Linked DNA regions of Homo sapiens: region 2 is linked to region 1. A link is a loop called in an ENCODE intact Hi-C map of the cell type or tissue named here. Cell type or tissue: PC-9. All regions are shown on one strand. Links, peaks and the distances in the headings refer to the core of each region. The heading gives the core; the rest is flanking DNA.

Region 1 (8,700 bases), core at 278-8,277:
AAAACTTCCTTTTTTTTTTTTTTTTTTTGCCTTTTTGAGACAGGGTCTTGCTCTGTTGCCTAGGCTAGAGTGCAGTGGTGAGATCAGGGCTCACTGCAGCCTCCACCTCCTGGGCTCAAGCCATCCTCCCACCTCAGCCTCCCGAGTAGCTGGGACTACAGGTGTGCGCAACCATGCCCGGCTAGTTTCTGTATGTTTTGTGGAGATGGGGTCCCACTATATTGCCCAGGTTGGTCTTGAACTCCTGGTGTCAAGAAGTCCTCCTGCCTTAGCCTCCTAAACTGCTGGGATGACAGGCCTGAGCCCCGCGCCCGGCCAGCCTCCTGTGCGAGGTTGTGAGGGACTCTGTCATGGAACCTAGTGTGTCTTCGTGTGCTGGCTTGTTTGTTGGCTCTGTAGTTAACGGGCTGCCCCACGTGGACAGGCATTGGACCCGTGTCTGTGTGTGCAGGCAGAGGCTCCTGCGCGTGCATCTGTGCACATGGCTGCCAGGAGGGGCTGTGCTCAGGGGGAGCTGGGGCAAAGGCTGGTGGCAATGGGGGGCTTGGGTGTAGTGTGGAGGCACGAGAGCCAGGTGGCCGGGCTGCAGTCTGTGGGAGCTCGGGGGTTGCTTAGCCTCTGTGTGTCCTAGTGTCTTTGTCGGTGAGATGGGACAATGATAGCACACTCTCACAGGTGCTGGGGGCTGACAAATGTCAGGTCTGAGGACAGTGGCTGGCCCACTACGGGGTCAATTCCCCTTCTCTATAGTCACCCTGCTCGTCTTCCATCAACTGGGTGCTCAGGACAGTGGCATGGTGGATCCGCCCGTACAGCCTGTGTTCCAGCGTCCTGCAGGCCACAGCTGTGTCCAGCCCTGACCCCGACTGCCCCTCCCACCACCTCCATTTTATAGATGAGGAAACTGAGGCCCAAGGGCTTAGGGAACCCTGCTCTGAAGCACACAGTAGGGCTGCTGGGCTCAGATCCTCCCTCCCTGTGCTGAGCTGCCCTCCTCCTGCCACAAGCCCCCAGCCCCGAGCCCACCCTGCTCACCGGCCTCTGCCCTAGTTCCCCGCATGGTGTGGGAGTGTGGGGCATCCTAGCTTTTCCCCAGCCCCCAGTTCTTTCACTTCCACTGGAGTCCCGCAGGGACAGCTCGGGGACCATGCAGGCCCGGGTGGGCATGGGGGCTCACCTAGCTCGGTGGTGAACAGCTGGCATGTCTCTGGGTTGCGGACAGTAAAGGCCACATAGACCTCAGGAGCCCGCTGGTGCTCCCGGCAGGCAGCCAGCCTCAGCAGGACCCCGACCAGCAACACGATGGCTTCTGGGCAATACAGCACGTCTACGGTGAAAGTTTCAGGTTACTGAAAGGGACCAGCGGACAGTCCCAGGTCATGCTGACCTCAGCAGCAGGGCGAGCCAGAGAGGCAGTGGTCATATGAGACTATTAGATGCCATTTGACCATTTTGGCCATTAGATGGAAAGGCAATTACTTGGGTGAAAAAGGAGAACCCTTAGTAGAGAAAGCTGCAAAAGACCGAAGCAAAAGAAAAAAATCTCCAGACTCACTGGTGTTCCTTAAAAAACGAGCTCTGGTTCTCAGCCTATCTAGAGGGCTGTGAATGACACAAAGCCTGACCCTGCCATGAACTTCGTGTTTCAGGCGTCTGCCGATTTGTCTGCTGGCTTGCAGGGGTGGGCCTGTGTCCCTGGCCACCGCTGGACCTGTGGTTTTCAGGGCTGGGACCCAGGACAACAGGCACAGCTCTGTTCGACCAGAGAGGAGACTGAGTGTGCTGGCAGGGGCGAGGGGTTTTTGGCGGCCCAGCCAAACACCACCTTCTCTCAAGGGCCCTGTCCTCATCCCAGAAGTGGTTGTTTTCCTCCTGTGGTCTCTGAAAGACACAAGCATGGCTCTGGGACAGAGCCATGTGGTGACGACTGTAACGGGAGTATGCCTGTCTCCAACAAGAGGGCTGTGGCTTGAAGGTCACCTTAAGAGGCACCCCTGTCCTTTGATGTCACCCTGGAGGCCCAGAGTAACTCTTCTGGAAGTTCCATCATGTCCATGCCCGATAGCATCCATTGTTCCCTTTTCCCAGAGCCAAGAGCTGGGTAGAGCTGCAAGGACACCGCCTGCACAGGGTGCCCGGGGCTGGGCATTACCTGCTGCAATGACAACATCTGGCTGGATGGCAGAGAGCTGATGGACCATCGCGATGTCCCAGTCCAGCTGGGCCACTGTCACTCTGGGGCTAAGTTGGCAGTGATGTCTGCCTCTAATGAGAGGCCATTGAGAAGGACATTCCCTCGGAGCTGTTTGAGGACCCGGCTGTGACAGTCGCTGAAGATGTATGCCCGGGGGCGGCACATCTTGCAGATGGCCAGGGCTGTGAGGCCAGCACCACTGCCAAGCTCTAGGACAGTCCTGGCGGGAGGAAAGGGGACCATGTCTGCGACTGCACCAGGGTAAGCCTGCCTCGGTCCCCTGCCCTGCACCCCAAGGTCACCTATGAGTGAAGGCTGCCGGGTTCTCGATGGCCCATTCTGCAAGGTAGAGGGTAGCATCCCATGTGACCAGGCCTGTGATGCCTGGGAGATGATGGCTGTGCTCTAGGAGAGTGTGACTGAGCCTCCTGAGGGCTGCACCAAGAGAGGGCGAGAGAGTCATTCCAGCAATCAGAAGGCAAGTGGCTTAGAAGACAAGTAGCCATCCACCACATGGCTGAATAAACCATGACAGGACCAATCGCCACTCAGCAATGAGAAGCAGCTAACTGTTGACATGCCAACAGCTTGTACAGGCCTCAAGGGTGTCACGTGGCATGAAAGACACTCACCTCAGGCCACACAGGATTCCATTCATTGAACATTCCTGAGACAATGGAATTCTGGCGATGGAGCACAGGTCAGTGGTGGCCAGGGGCCAGGTGTGGCTATGAAGGGGTGGCTGCCTTGTGATGATTCAATATGCTATGTTTTTCCTTTGTGGTTTTCTGTATCTATGTTTTATCTTATTTTTTTTGAGCTCTGTTCCCCAGGCTGGAGTCAGTGGCACAATCTTGGCTCACTGCAACCTCTGCCTCCTGGGTTCAAGCAATTCTCCTGCCTCAGCCGCCCAAGTAGGTACGACTACAGACATGTGCCACCATGTCTGGCTAATTTTTCTACTTTTTTTTTAGACAGAGTTTCACTCTCTTTGCCCAGGCAGGAGTGCAATGGCGCGATCTTGGCTCACTACAACCTCCACCTCCCGGTTTCAAGAGGTTCTCCTGCCTCAGCCTCCCGAGTAGCTGGGATTACAGGCGCCCACTACCACACCCCGCTAATTTTTGTATTTTTAGTAAAGACAGAGTTTCACCATGTTGGCCAGGCTGGTCTCAAACTCCTGACCTCAGGTGATCCACCCGCCTCAGCCTCCCAAAGTGCTGGGATTACAGGCATGAGCCATCACGCCTGAACCTGCCAAGTATTCTTTGAGGACTGGGCACCAGGTCCTTGTGAAGCAGGTAGAGTGTGTCACCTATTGGACAAATGCCCAACGACCCCATGAGACATGCTGTTGTTGTTGCAGTGCTTGATTTACAGACAGGGAAACTGAGGCTAAAGAAGGTTGATGGACCTCATGTCTAAGACTGCAGAATGGGTGAGTCAGGATTTGAACCCACACCCACGTTTTCACTTTGTCTGTGCAGGAAGGGTATCTGGGCTGTGAGGGGGAGGAGGGTACCCTTCTCATACCAGCAAATAGCTCCAGTGGCCCTGAGTGGACTCCTTGGCCATCAGGGTCTCCACCAGCACCTCATACAGCTCGTCCAAAGGCTCCGTGTGGACAGCCTCGTGCTGGGGGCAGACAGAGTGAGAGCTTGTTTGCTTTCGTTCTAATCTGTAAAAATGGCCAGATGATTTTCACCAAGTTTGGAGGGGAGATTTGGGATGGAATGGTGTAATACCGGCCAGCTGGCATATAAAATATTCACTTCGTTGGGCGTGGTGGTGTGTGCCGAATAGTCCCAGCTACTCTAGAGGCTGACATGGGAGGACTGCTTGAGCCCAGGAGTTCGAGGACAGCCTGGGCAAGAGACCTTGTCTCTAAAAAAAAAATTCACTTGGTAGGGAAACCTGGATGGGAGGGCCTTCAATGAGAGGTGTTGAGAGGGTAGAGTTAGGTGTAGTTTAGGGCAGGAGACAAGGATTCCGTGAGAGCTGCCACATGACCATGACAGAGAGCAGGAAAACAAAAGGTGCTTTTAAGTGAGCCCAGGCAGAACTGTGAGGGCGGCCCATGCTGCAGGCTGTGGCTGTCAGCAGGCTGCTTCTCCAGGGCTGGCCCCATCCTAAAATTCACAGGGCAGCAGCAGGGTATACTGGGTGACTGCTGCCCTCTCCTGGTGGCACAGGGCAGACCTGCTGGTGACCACAGATGCACCCTTTTGGGGAGGACTAGGGAGAAAGCAGGTATTGGAGAAGCAGGGGATTGTTTATTTGCTAAAAGTGTGGCCCTTTCACTCAGCAGGTCTGCTACTGCCTACTGAGGAACGGCCTCTCGACATCCTTATGTCGAACCCTGCATGTTTGGGCCCATCTTTAAAATCCACCCTAGGCCAGGTGCGGTGGCTCATGCCTGTAATCCCAGCACAATGGGAGGCCGAGGCAGGCGGACCACCTGAGGTCAGGAGTTCGAGACCAGCCTGGCCAAAATGGTGAAACTCTGTCTCTACTAAAAATACAAAAATTAGCCAGGCATGGTGGCATGTGCCTGTAGTCCCAGCTTCTTAGGAGGCTAGGCACGACAGTTGCTTGAACCCAGGAGGCAGAGGTTTCAGGGAGCCGAGACTGTGCTACGGTAATCCAGCCTGGGCAACACAGTGAGACTGTCTCAAAAAAATAAAGAAGTAAAAAATAAAATCCATCCTGTATCAGTCAGGAAAGAGCTCATTCTAGCAGGATCAATGCAGAGAATTCACCAGAGGAACTAGTTCCAAAGGTATGGCAAGAGCTAAACCTTCCAAGAGGGGCCCATGGGGCAACCCAGAGACAGACAAGAGCAGGAAACTCCAAACCCTTCGGCGGGCAGGACAGAGGGTGTGGGTGAGGGTTCCAGTGCTGTGGGCTGGGCCAGCCTGGTAGGAATGAGAATCCATATGCTGGGAGCTGGGGCCCCAGAGAAGCAGCTGCTGCGGAAACCCCAGGAGGCAGAGTGAGGGAGAGACGCTGACCTCCCCTTCTTCCCGCCCTGCACTGTCTCCCATGGGTCACACGTGGCTGCAGCCAGTCGCCTGGGGAGGCCCCTGCCATGCTGGGGTTTGCAAAGCAGGCCCAGGGCCTGGGAAGGATGGGGGCTCTAGCACGCAGGTGGCTATGCTGTCTGGCTACTGGGCAGACACTGCCCATAACTGACCTTTTTGATGAGTTCTGAGAGAAAGCACCGGGCATACTTGACTGACGGCGGGTGCGTCACACACACAGGATGCTTCACAGTCTACAGCAAAGGACAGAACATTGGTTGCTCGAGAGCCCGTCTTAAGTCTCCTATGAGCTTCAAGCCAACACAACAGAGGGCAAACTCCAGGCTACCCCATCTCTCAGCAAAGATGTATGTAGATGGACACAGCATTCTGGCCCCATGCATCTGAAGTTTGTCTGAAGATATAACCCGTTTCCTAAAAATGCTTCCACTGCAGTGGCACAGGCTGTGGCAGCATTTCTAATGCCCATTCTGAGCGGGAACACAGGGCACGTGGGCCCAAACCACCTCCCTCCCAGGGGAGCCAGTGTGAACCAGGGCTTGCAGTAAGGACAGTCGCCAACTGTCTGGCTCTATGGAAGAGGCGGGAAGGCCCACTCGGCAACTGCTCTCTGGGAGTGTGTGTCCCTGGGGACAGGATGGAGGGGAGGGGACGCTCAGGGTGACACTCCAGCTAAAGCCAAGAGAAGCCAAGTGCAGGATGAGCAAGTTCCAGGCAGTGGCAACAGCTGGTGCAAGCTCTGAGGTGGCCACGGGCTGGCACTTGGAAAGGAGGGCAGAGGGACTGGTGCAGCAGGAGTGGGGACGGTGGGAAAACAGGAGCCTGGAGGGAGAGGGAGGAGACAGTCCGCAGTGCCTGCTGGCCGGGAGGGATGCAGATTCTGCCCAAGGGCAGCAAAGTACCCCACACAATACACAGGCTCTTCAGGCTGGTGCTGGTTTTTCATTTTTTCTGACACAGAGTCTCGCTCTGTTGCCCAGGCTGGAGTGCAGTGGCCTGATCAAGGCTCACCGCAGCCTCTGCCTCCTGGGTTCAAGCGATTCTCCTGCCTCAGCCTCCCAAGTAGCTGGGAATATAGGCGTGCACCACCACGCCCAGCTAATTTTTGTATTTTTAGTAGAGATGGGTTTTTGCCATGTTGGCTAGGCCGGTCTTGAAGTCCTGACCTCAGGTGATCCGTCCACCTCAGCTTCCCAAAGTCCTGGGATTACAGGTGTGAGCCAGTGCACCCAGCCTTGTGCTGGGTTTGAAAGCAGCTATCCCTACATTTCATGCTTCACCACCTACAAGAGTGAGGCTAAGGGTGCAACTCAGAGCAGGGTGCGAGATAACTTCAGGTATCTCCATGCTCGAAGCCCTGACCTACTGTATTGCCCCGAAAGTCTTCCCTGCTGTGGCTGCATCTTTTCCACATGGATAATCTTGGTTCACCTCTAGCACAGGAATTCTTCACTGGGGCTCCTAGGATGGGCTGGTTGGGTGGGGGTGGAGAATGTCTGCCTCCAGAGTTTGTATGGAAAATGTATTCTTCTGGTGCACTTCTTTCTGGGACGGAGTCTACTGCTTTGTCTTTTCAGAAGGGCTCATGGCCCTTCACAGGTGAAGACCCAGGATGCAGGGTGATCTGCACTTGGCCCTCAAGGCCAAGGTCAGGCTGTGGCTGGGCCTGGTGGTGATCCTGCCTCTCACCTGCATGCAGATGCTCTTGAGTCCAAACCCCACCCTGGGCAAAGTAAGGGCCCATTTAGGTCTAGAAGAGACAGGAGTGGGCAGGACAGGCCTCATGAATGCAAAAAAGAAAGTCTCTGAGCATCTACCAAATGCTAGAAGCTGTTTTGCACCTGTCATCTCTGTTTTTGCTGTGGATGGTTTAAAAAACTTTCCTTAGATTTCCCCCTCTCATGCAGATTTTTGTATATTCTGATGTCTTTGTCTAAGTCTTAGATAGAAAATGAAAGAGCTGGAGCTGTCAGAGGTGCCAACACCCACCTGCAGTGCTGACTCAATGTTCAATGTTCTTTGAACAGGGGTGTTTTTAAAGGGTACAAGCACACCTGTGGTTCTTCTCTCAGGTCTTCCGGAGAGATTCAGGAGACAGGGTCATGAGTCCCAGGGACTCTGGGATTCTTACCTTCTGCAAAATATCCCGCAGAAGCTCAGAATCTGATGAGTCTGTTAATTTTGCTTCTAAGCTCTGTGTGGACGGGAGAGAGAGAAATCTCAAGGGCGCATTCACAGGAACATTAAACACGCAATAGAATGTGTTGGCAAAGCGCTGTGTGATCTCTCCCTGGGGACGTGGAGCCAGTTGGAAGTGGAAGCCACAGCAGCTGAAAGCCTGACCTTCAGATGTCACAGGGTGCACCTGGATGAGTCACAGGAAGAAGGCTAGAAGACTGACTCTTGGCCACATTAGTCCTGGCTACTTAGCGGCCACCTGGGTCATGGGCCAGCTCCCTGGTTGCACTGGTCAGCCAGGAATTAACAGGGCAGCCATGGCACCAAGGTTTGATGGGCTTGCCATCTGAGTTTAAGTGGAAATGCAGAATGTGCCCATACCAGCCTGGGTTACATTGTCCTCTCACAGGGGCCTCAAGCCCAGCAGCAAACTTTGGCTCCCGAGTTAGGCAGACTGTCTCAGCTGGTATGTGACACAGGGCAAGGCACTTCATTGCTTCAGAGCTCCTTCCATGCTGTAAAAGGCCTTACAAGACCTGGTCCTAATCCCTCTCTCTGGCCTGTTCTCCCTCACCCCTGGCCCACACTGCTCACTCCACTCCAGCCACACTGGCTGCCTTGCTGTTGTTCCTCAACCACAGCTGGCTTGTTTCCACCACAGGGCCTTTGCATATCCTGTTCCCCAAGCCCTTCCCATGGCTGGCTGCTTCACCACTCAGGCCCCAGTTCAAAAGCCACCTCTTTGGGGAAGGCTTCCCTGATTCCCCGACTTTGGTGACTTTTCTCCCCAGTTGCTCCATTCACCATTTCCCTGTTTTATTGGCTTTAAAGCCACTCTCATCTGGTCTTTTCTTGTTTATTTATTTATTTGTTTATTCTCTGGCTCTCCCATGCAAGCAGAGCCTCATCTGTCATGGGTACTGCTGATCCATGGTGCCTGGCTCACGGAAGGCATTTATTAAACATTTTGAGACTGAATAAAAACACTAGCTAACACCGACATGCATTTACCATGAGCCAGGCACTGATCCACAGGCTTTTGTACTCAACCCTGACAACAACCCTAAGAGGTAGGTATCATTATATCCCCCATTTTATTAATAAGAAAACAACAGCACAGAGAGATGTAGTCACTTGCCCAAGGTCACACAGGGCCAGGGGTTGGGACAGGATTTGAAGCAGGCAGGCTGTCTCCTGGGTCTGAACTCTCAACTACTGCACCCTAATCAAACAATCCCTCTGGTCAAATGTGAGTGATAATAATAGTACCCACCTCATGGGTGTTGA
Region 2 (8,700 bases), core at 417-8,416, 280 kb before region 1:
CTTCCCACCTGCTGTGGTGGAGTCTGGGGCCGTAGCTAAGAAGGCACAACACTGTGATTGTCTGAGAATGTCTGCAATTGTCTGTGATTGAACGCTGTGATTGTCTGAGAGTGTCTCAGTTCAGTGGTCAGTCTATTCCCTACATGTCTAATAAATGAAAAAAGTTTCATACAGTAACTGGAAGTCAACTAGAATATATGCGACTTCACTTATTGTTCAATGTTGGGTTGATTCATGGGTGGATTTTCTAAACCTTTCATCTTTTATGGGTTGATTTTCTAAACCTTTTATCTTTTATGTTATTTTCCATTTATTCATCATTTTAATCTAATTTTTGGAAGGTGTTTCTAACTTTATATTTCAAACCTATTGAATGTCATTATTTCACTTATCTAATTATCTTCTTAGAATCTTTCTTGTTTTCAAATTATTTTTTTATTGAGACCAAAGAAGCTACATAAAATGTTACAAGCCTAAATTTGAACTGAAAGTTTCAATATCAATTTCATTTTGTTTTTGTTTTTAGAGACAGAATCTCACTCTGTCACCCAGGTTCAAACTCCTGGGCTCAAGCCGTACTCTTGCTTCAGCCTCCTAAGCAGCTAGGACTACAGCTGCATGCTGCCATGCCTGGCTAATATATTTTTTAAAAAATCTGTAGAGACTGTTTTGCCCAGGCTGGTCTTGAACCCCTGGCTTCAAGTGATTCTCCCACCTTGGCCTCCCAAAGTGTTAGGATTACAGGCGTGATGCTTGAATAGTAACAAGAGTTTTTGCAGGATAGTAACAGGCCTTCAGTTCTGTACACAAACAACAGTAATAGCAATTGCCTCAGGGAAGTCCAAAGAGGGTGAGTGGGTTGTTAACTTTTTCTCTATTCATTTTTGGATTGTTTCGTGTTTTATACCAAGCACATATTCCTTTTGTAGTTAATTTTAACCTTATAATAATTTCTGTTTACAGATCTTACATGTTGTGTTTAATGGGTTTTGGCAGTTTCACAACCTGCACAGCCACCATCTCGAACAAGCTAGAGGACATTTCATTGCACCAAGAAATATCCTGGGGTTGCTTTCCGGTCAACCCCACCCTCACCCAGTGACTGTGCTGACTTTTATTACCATACATTAGTTTTATCTGATCTCAAACATCCTGTAGAAAAGTCACACAGCATGTACTATTTTGAGTCTGGCTTCTGTCACTTAACATAATATTGCTGCATGTATTCCTTCCTTTTTATTAATAAATAATACTCTACTGTATAAAAGTATTAATTTTTTTATTCATTCTCCAATTGGTGGGCATTTGACTTGTGTTCAGGTCTTGACTATGGTGAATAGGCTGCTGTGAACATTCTACAAGTCTTTGTGTGGATGTATATCTTCATTTCTCTTGGGTAAAATACACAGAAGTGGAATGGCTGGGTCAAAGAGTGCATAGTTAATTTTTAATAACATAATTTGAAAAATAAAGCAAAAAGCTACAGCAATTACAAAAGGTGGTGGCCAGCCCAGGAATAAGCAAACACCAACTGCAGAGAATGGAGAATATAAGAATGTGTGTGCTTCCCATCTTCAGCCTCAAGCGGGCCCTCATGGCCACAGCCACCTCAGGAACCCTCCTTAGAACTCTTCAGTAACATTTGTAGGGGCCATTGATTTGAATCAGGCTCCTCTCCTGCATCCAGCAGACCAAGCCAATATGGAGTCACTCATGCTAAATGTCACTAATTTCCTTAAGAGTATACTAAGGCAACAAATAGCTGAGTTTGGTTAGTTAAGGCTTGAGCCTTATGTCATAGTAGGCAGTCAGCCGACCCAGTGAGATAAAACGCTGAGCTGTAGCCAACTTAGTTGTTCTTTTTGCTCCATGTTGGTTTTCTGTTCATAAATGCTGTCTGACCATGTGGCAGGCAGGAGTTCTCTGAACTTGTTCTAGTTCTAAGGGCTGCCCAGCTTGCAAGTTTTTTTCCCCTTAAATAAACCTGATAAATTTAAGCTTGCCTGAGGTTTTCCCTTTTCAACAGATCAGTGAATGTGAAGAAACTCAAAGAGGAGCATAGTGACCCCCAGGAGCAGGGGGTGGCAAAGCAAAGGCACCCACCAGGCCCATTGTGCCCACTGATCCCCTGGAACTGGGGATGGTGGATTGAGCCCTCTCGGATTCTGAGCTCCACTCATTCGGGTTCTGAGCTCTCTGAGCTTATTTGAGAAATTTGATCCAGACTGGGTTCAGAAATCTTCAAACTGGACTGGATCCTATAGAGGTTTCAGATGTCTGGCTGGGTCAAGAAGAAACTGAACTGGGTGTGGTAGGTAGGGTTCCTAGGAGATAGGGAATCATGGGTTCACTGGGATCCAAGGAGCTTAGAACTCCCCCATCTGGGACTCTAGTCAATTTCTTGTATATGAACTATGGACCCAGAATCAGGGCTTTTCTGGAGAAATGGGTGAGCCTTACCAAAAATAATTTAGAGTTACAGCAGCCACAGTGGGGAAGTTTGTTTGCTTGTTTGATGAGACAGAGTTTTACTCCTTTTACCCAGACTGGAGTGCAATGGTGCGATCTCGGCTCACTGCAACCTCTGCCTCCTGGGCTCAAGGGATTATTCTGTCTTAGCCTCCCAAGTAGCTGAGATTACAGGTGCACACCACCCCCCGCCCCCAGCTAATTTTTGTATTTTTTGTAGAGATGGGGTTTCACCCTGTTGCCCAGGCTTGTCTTGAACTCCTGGTCTCAAGTGATCCATCCCCCTCAGCCTCCCAAAGTGCTTGGATCACAAGGATGAGCCACTGTGCCTGGCTGAGAAGTTTTAATTTAGATAAAATTGTTTATTTTCAGGGAAAAATTAGAAATACAAAGAGAAAAAACCCACAAGAACAACGGAATGCATTTTTAATTGGTATGCAGAAACATGTAAAAGATTAAACAAAGAGTGTCTGACTTAAAGGTTTCTTCCCAGGAGACAAATAAAAAGCTTAATCAGCAAACTGAGGACCAGAGGAAGGAGGACTGCCGCTCATTGAATTGAATTAACTCTGACTGCTCCTTGCTGTCTTTGCCATTACTTCAATACCCTGAGTCCACTGATTGTTTTGCTCAAGTACCTTTCCATCTTGAGGAAAATGAAAAGGAGAGGTTGGACAACTGTCTTACAAAGTGAGACCCTCTGAACACCTAGGCCTGCCTGCTGTAACCACTTTTACTCCATGCTCTGAAGCTGAACTTAGAGCCTTCATAAGATACTTTCCTGATGCAAGAGAAAATCCTCAAATGTTTACCTAGGAATTTAGAATCCCCATAGGAGCTTATGATCCAGGAACTTCTGACTTTATCAATTTATTCACTTGATTTTGGGACTTGGTAAAGCTCAAAGGTGTATGAAAGCAGCAGAATAGAGAGAACCCGAGGGGATATTAAAGACCTTAAAAAACCTTCTTGCTACAACAAGCTGGAAGAACACTGAAAACCTTTTAAATTCAGTTCCTAAGTCTTCTCCACAAAAAAAGGATCCATCTGTCAGACAGTCTTGCAGGTGAAAAAAGGACGGACCCATTTCATATTGCAGAGCTGGTTTAGAAACACTATTTGTGAAACATTCTGCACTCAAAAGACAGCAAGGAGAATTTCCTGTAGGGACTAAAATGGCATTAACTGCTCTATTTATAAACAAACGTTGTCCCGAATTTAGCAGTTGCATTAAGAAGCATGAACTTGGATGGGGAATGACAGACATGGTTGAATTCGTGGCTTTAGCTGAGCATTTTCAAAGGACTCCAGAATAAGAAAAAGCACAAAAAGCTAATAAGCTTATGTCTTTTCAATTGCAACAATTACAGGGGCCAAAGCCAAAGGGACCATCTTCTCCTTGTTTTAAACCACAGCCTAAAGAACCTAGAGTAAGAAACCCTTCACCCCAAGATGTCTGCCTACATTGCAAACAGCCAGGTCCCTGGGAGAGAGGCTGCCTAGTCATCCAAGTCTACCAAGGAGCCTCCTCCTTTCAGCGGGGATGGTCTGCCCACTAGAGGGAGTCCATGAGATCACAATCAGCCTGGCTGCAGGAGGGACCCTCCAGCTAGCTGTTGCCTGTGATGCCTTTTGATAAATAATGAGAAACAGAGGCTAAGACAAGCAGGGAACGTGTACCATGCTGGTGAATATTGGGGCTACTTTATCTTTCACAAACCCCACTTTAATAAGCTGTTAAAGCAAACTAAATATGGCTTGAGAAGGACTCTGTACTTCTATGTTTGAGTCCTTGTGGATGAACTGCAACCTAACTTAATAGGTGGACAAGATTGAAAATCTAACTTAGGAGTATGCACCTGTAACAATCGCTGAGTCCTGGCCAATCCCAGCAGCCATACTTCAACCACCCATACACCACTCAGTGTTCAAACTGTGTTCAAATAAGGCAAACGCCGAGCTGTAACCAATCCAGCTGTTCTGTACCTCACTTCTGATTTCTGCAAGTCACTTCCTTTTTTTTTTTGTCTATAAATTTGTTCTGTCCACGAGGCAACCCTGGAGTCTCTCTGAATCTGCTGTGATTCTGAGGGCTGCCCAATTTGTGAATCGTTCATTGCTCAATTAAACTTTTTTAAATTTAATTTGGCTGAAGTTTTTCTTTTAACATGGTGTCAGAAGCGGGATCCAAAGTACAGCTTCTAGCGACCCCCAGGAGTACTGAGTGAACAAGCAAGGTAACTGCAGGACCTATTTGTGTCCATTGATCTCTCAGAATGGCTGGGGATCGTGGGTAAATTCTCTCTCGGATTTCGGAGCTCCATGGATTTGTGTTTTGAGCTCTCAGTTTCTTTGAGCAAATTTCTGATCCAAGCTGGGTTTGGAAGTCATGACAGAAACTGGACTGGGTCCAGGAATGGATTTGATCTGGGAATTAACTGGCTTGGATCCAGTTAGAGGACTCTTACATCTGACTGGGTCAGAAAGGAACTGGTCATAAATGGTAATATTGCAGGGGGTGTAAAATTTGGCTTTTAAAAATTTTCAGGGATTTTTGTATTCTACTCTTTTGTTTCATTTTTCTTGTGCGTTTAGGTGGGAAAAAAAATTCATTGGCTAAGTTAATCTAGGAAACCTGATAGTAAAGCCAATGTTTTAGGTAAAAATGGGATCCTTAATTTCTGGAAAACCAAGTTCCTTCTGGCTTATACATTAGGCCCGGGAGGCAGCAAAGTCTTACAGAAACAGCGAAACGTTACTAAAGATAACTTACAGTGGTACATTCCAAATAAACAACAAATACACTAGAGTGCATTAATTTTTTTTCTTTTGTGTTGCAGCAGGTCCCTGAAACAAACAAACAAACAAAAACTGGATTAGGTCTCCATCTTGTTTTATGTCATTGGTAGCTTGAACTTGTAACTTCGTGGTGGTACTTTCTCTTGGTCTCTGCCTTCCAGGGGATAGGAATTTTAGGGTTCATGTCACAGCAAACTCTAAAAATTATCTTGAGTAGTTGAAAGGCTTTGCAAGCTCAAAATTAACTACTCTAGACTCCTTCTGGGAAGGGCGATGGAGACTGCCCAGTATTGTAGCTCAGTAGCTAAGGTTTTGTCCTTTCACATTGGTGGCCTGGGTTTGATTCCAAGCTTAGAGAATGAGTACTTTCTGGTTAACACCTGTGTGACTTTTACCACTTCCTGATTTTCTTCCCATCCATGAACAACCTCTAGCTTCCCTTCTTAAATCTTCCTTTCTCTGAGCTACCTTTAAAAATTCCAGGTTTTGTAAAAACTGCTTACCACCTCTTTGAAAATACCTAGTACACTTGTGGTTAAGTCATATCCTTAGTTGAGCTTTGTTGGTTTCATCTGTAAGGTTACCATTGGTAAAGTTCAGAAGCCAGAAATATTGGCCATTTGGCCTGGCTAAAGTCAGGTAATAAGAAATTTAAAAGGAGTTTTTAGAAAGAGCACTATGGTTAAAATTCAGCTTAATTAAAAGCAGATATTCAAGCTCTAACAGCCTTGGGCTCTTTGGGAAAAATAAGAGGTGCCAGAGACCCCATTTTGGAAAAAAAAAAAAAAAAAAGCTGTTTTCTTCATGGAATCCCAGGCATTGGAAATGGATAGATCCCTCTCAAAATCTAAGGCTCTGTTCTTTAGACCAGACCAAATGGTATAAAAATGAGACCCTTAATTTTTGAAGGTCGGTTTTGCCTTCCAGCTGTGACTGCTTATTATATTAGGCCCTAGAAACTGCATGCTTTCCTGGCCCTGTCCTTCCAAGGACTCTACCCTAAACCCAGTAATCCAATTAAGAGACATAGAAACTACTGGGTCTTCTTTTTTTTATTTTTTATTATACTTTAAGTTCTAGGGTACATGTGCACAATGTGCAGGTTTGTTACATATGTATACATGTGCCATGTTGGTGTGCTGCACCCATTAACTCGTCATTTACATTAGGTATATCTCCTAATGCTTTCCCTCCCCTCTTCCCCCACCCCATGACAGGCCCCGGTGTGTGATGTTCCCCTTCCTGTGTCCAAGTGTTCTCATTGTTCGGTTCCCACCTATGAGTGAGAACGTGCGGTGTTTGGTTTTTTGTCCTTGCGATAGTTTGCTGAGAATGATGGTTTCCAGCTTCATCCATGTCCCTACAAAGGACATGAACTCATCCTTTTTTATGGCTGCATAGTATTCCATGGTGTATATGTGCCTCATTTTCTTAATTCAGTCTATCATTGATGGACATTTAGGTTGGTTCCAAGTCTTTGCTATTGTGAATAGTGCCACAATAAATATATGTGTGCATGTGCCTTTATAGCAGCATGATTTATAATCCTTTGGGTATATACCCAGTAATGGGATGGCTGGGTCAAATGGTATTTCTAGTTCTAGATCCTTGAGGAATTGCCACACTGTCTTCCACAATGGTTGAACTAGTTTACAGTCCCACCAACAGTGTAAAAGTGTTCGTATTTCTCCACATCCTCTCCAGCTCCTGTTGAGAAACTACTGGGTCTTCTTTTGTTCTGCCTGTGTAGTTATATATGTGTTGAGTGTGTAATGTTTATATAAGAGAGCTCTAATTAATTGGCCTAAAGAAAAATATGTGCTTAAATCAAATATTTTGTCAGGAAAGTAAAAACTGTAATGTCTTAGTTTATATAACTTTAGTAATCTTTGGGAAATAAAAACAGCTTTAAAGATTATTGGTAAAATAAAGATATTTGGTCTAATATAGACAGGTCAGATATTAGATTTGCTAAATGCTTTAAGGTTATAAACTGCTTTGACTTTTGAAATTGTTCAACTTACCTACTTTGGAGACATTAGATTCTAGATAAGGCCTGGGGACATGTGGAATTAGCCATGCATCTTGGCTATGCAAAGAAGGTTATACAGAAAAGAGATTTTATATAGGAAAGGATCTCGCATGGTAAATTTTTGTCCTAAAATAAAATAACTAGTTGTTTAAAAAGAGGGATGTTTAGGACAAGTCAGAAAGTCCAAGCATGTTGTAGATGGTCTGTGTACATTGTGAAAGGATTCATGAAAAGAAATTTATGCACCAAAAGTAAAAGTTGCTAAAAGTTACCATTGTAACATATAATTAAAACTACTAAAAAATAGTTTTACATGCAAGGTATGTGAGGAGAGTGAAATGTGTTTTTGGTAAAAGATTATAAGAAGGGATGGAAATGTAAATTTTTGCCTAGTTTAGAGGGCTAAAGGATTGTTTCAAATTAGATAAGAAAAAGCTAAGGGTCTGAACAAGTTGCGGAAGTTTTCTAAAAATTAATCTGGTAAAAATATTCTGTGTTTGAACATATTGACTAAATTTAAAGGGGTATTATTCAGTTTTTCCATAAATCGAACATTGAAATAAAAGCACAAATGGTTTTCTTGAAGCACTGATCTGCTCTTTTACAAAAATTGTAGAGGGTGATAAAAGGTTTATAAGAATCTCACCTCATGGTTAAACTGATTAAGCATAATACCAAGTGTTTTAAACCTTTAACATATTTGATAGGCTTTCCAAAATCAAATTTCAGCTTCAAAATAGTCTTTTCTGACCTTAACTTTGGGATGCTACAGAGAGCCGCTGAAGCATCCAAAAGAGAGGTAAACAGGATTATTTGATATGTTATTACATAGGAAGCCTTGTCAAAGAAATAATGTTTAACCTTCTTCAGATTACATTTAGTGAATGATACTAATGTATATTCTAAAATTGTATGGGATTTCTAAAATTCTAATATGTCTGAGTATATGCTATCAATCATAATTATGGTTATTATGTTAAGTTACTGTAGACCACAGAAATAACCAAATTACTATTTATATTGTGCCTTTGACTATTAGTATTTAAAGTCATTTCCACAGTTAATTGCTTAGTGCTGATGCAGTTTTTGAAAACTTCACAAGCACGTAAAATCCTAGAATATGGTGTCTTTTAGGAGACTCATGAAAGGATGAAATGGACCCTAAAAAGCACTCTGGAGTGCAGGTTTCTAATAACTTTAGAATCATTTGAATTGGGTAAGAATTCCTGGAACTTTAATGAAAAGACTGACTAGGTTATAAAATTGCTAACCTAAGTAGAACAAAAATTAATTAAATATCAAGAAAATACTTTGTCAGATTTTCACAGTAAATCAGCCAATACTGAAATTTTTTAGTTATACAATTTGAATGAAATGCATGGTCTACTTCAAATTGCCTA

The links. Hi-C counts contacts between places; a loop is a spot of excess contacts. Peaks named below come from ENCODE experiments on the same cell type or tissue, not always from the same donor. Only the 100,000 strongest peaks of a DNase experiment are listed, where the experiment ranks them.
Region 2: it touches region 1 in a loop (8-fold over the local background); 6 of 110 quality-filtered maps call a loop at or near these places.

Annotation. Positions count from the first base shown.
Region 1 is chr3:125,917,593-125,926,292 of GRCh38, reverse strand. It overlaps the pseudogene FAM86JP. Among named protein-coding and RNA genes, the nearest start is that of LINC02614, 36 kb to the right of the region's middle. In PC-9, for the core only: CTCF peaks have their summits at 4,158 and 4,364 (motif pointing left); DNase peaks (open chromatin) are centred at 2,787 and 7,653; H3K27ac peaks cover 330 bases.
Region 2 is chr3:126,193,741-126,202,440 of GRCh38, reverse strand. All of the region lies in intron 1 of ALDH1L1-AS2 (ALDH1L1 antisense RNA 2), which reads right to left. It also overlaps a transcript of ALDH1L1 not described here. Among named protein-coding and RNA genes, the nearest start is that of ALDH1L1, 18 kb to the right of the region's middle. RefSeq lists an enhancer at 4,054-4,103. In PC-9, for the core only: CTCF peaks have their summits at 3,854 and 4,055 (motif pointing right); DNase peaks (open chromatin) are centred at 4,030 and 4,370; H3K4me3 peaks cover 2,224 bases; H3K27ac peaks cover 1,857 bases.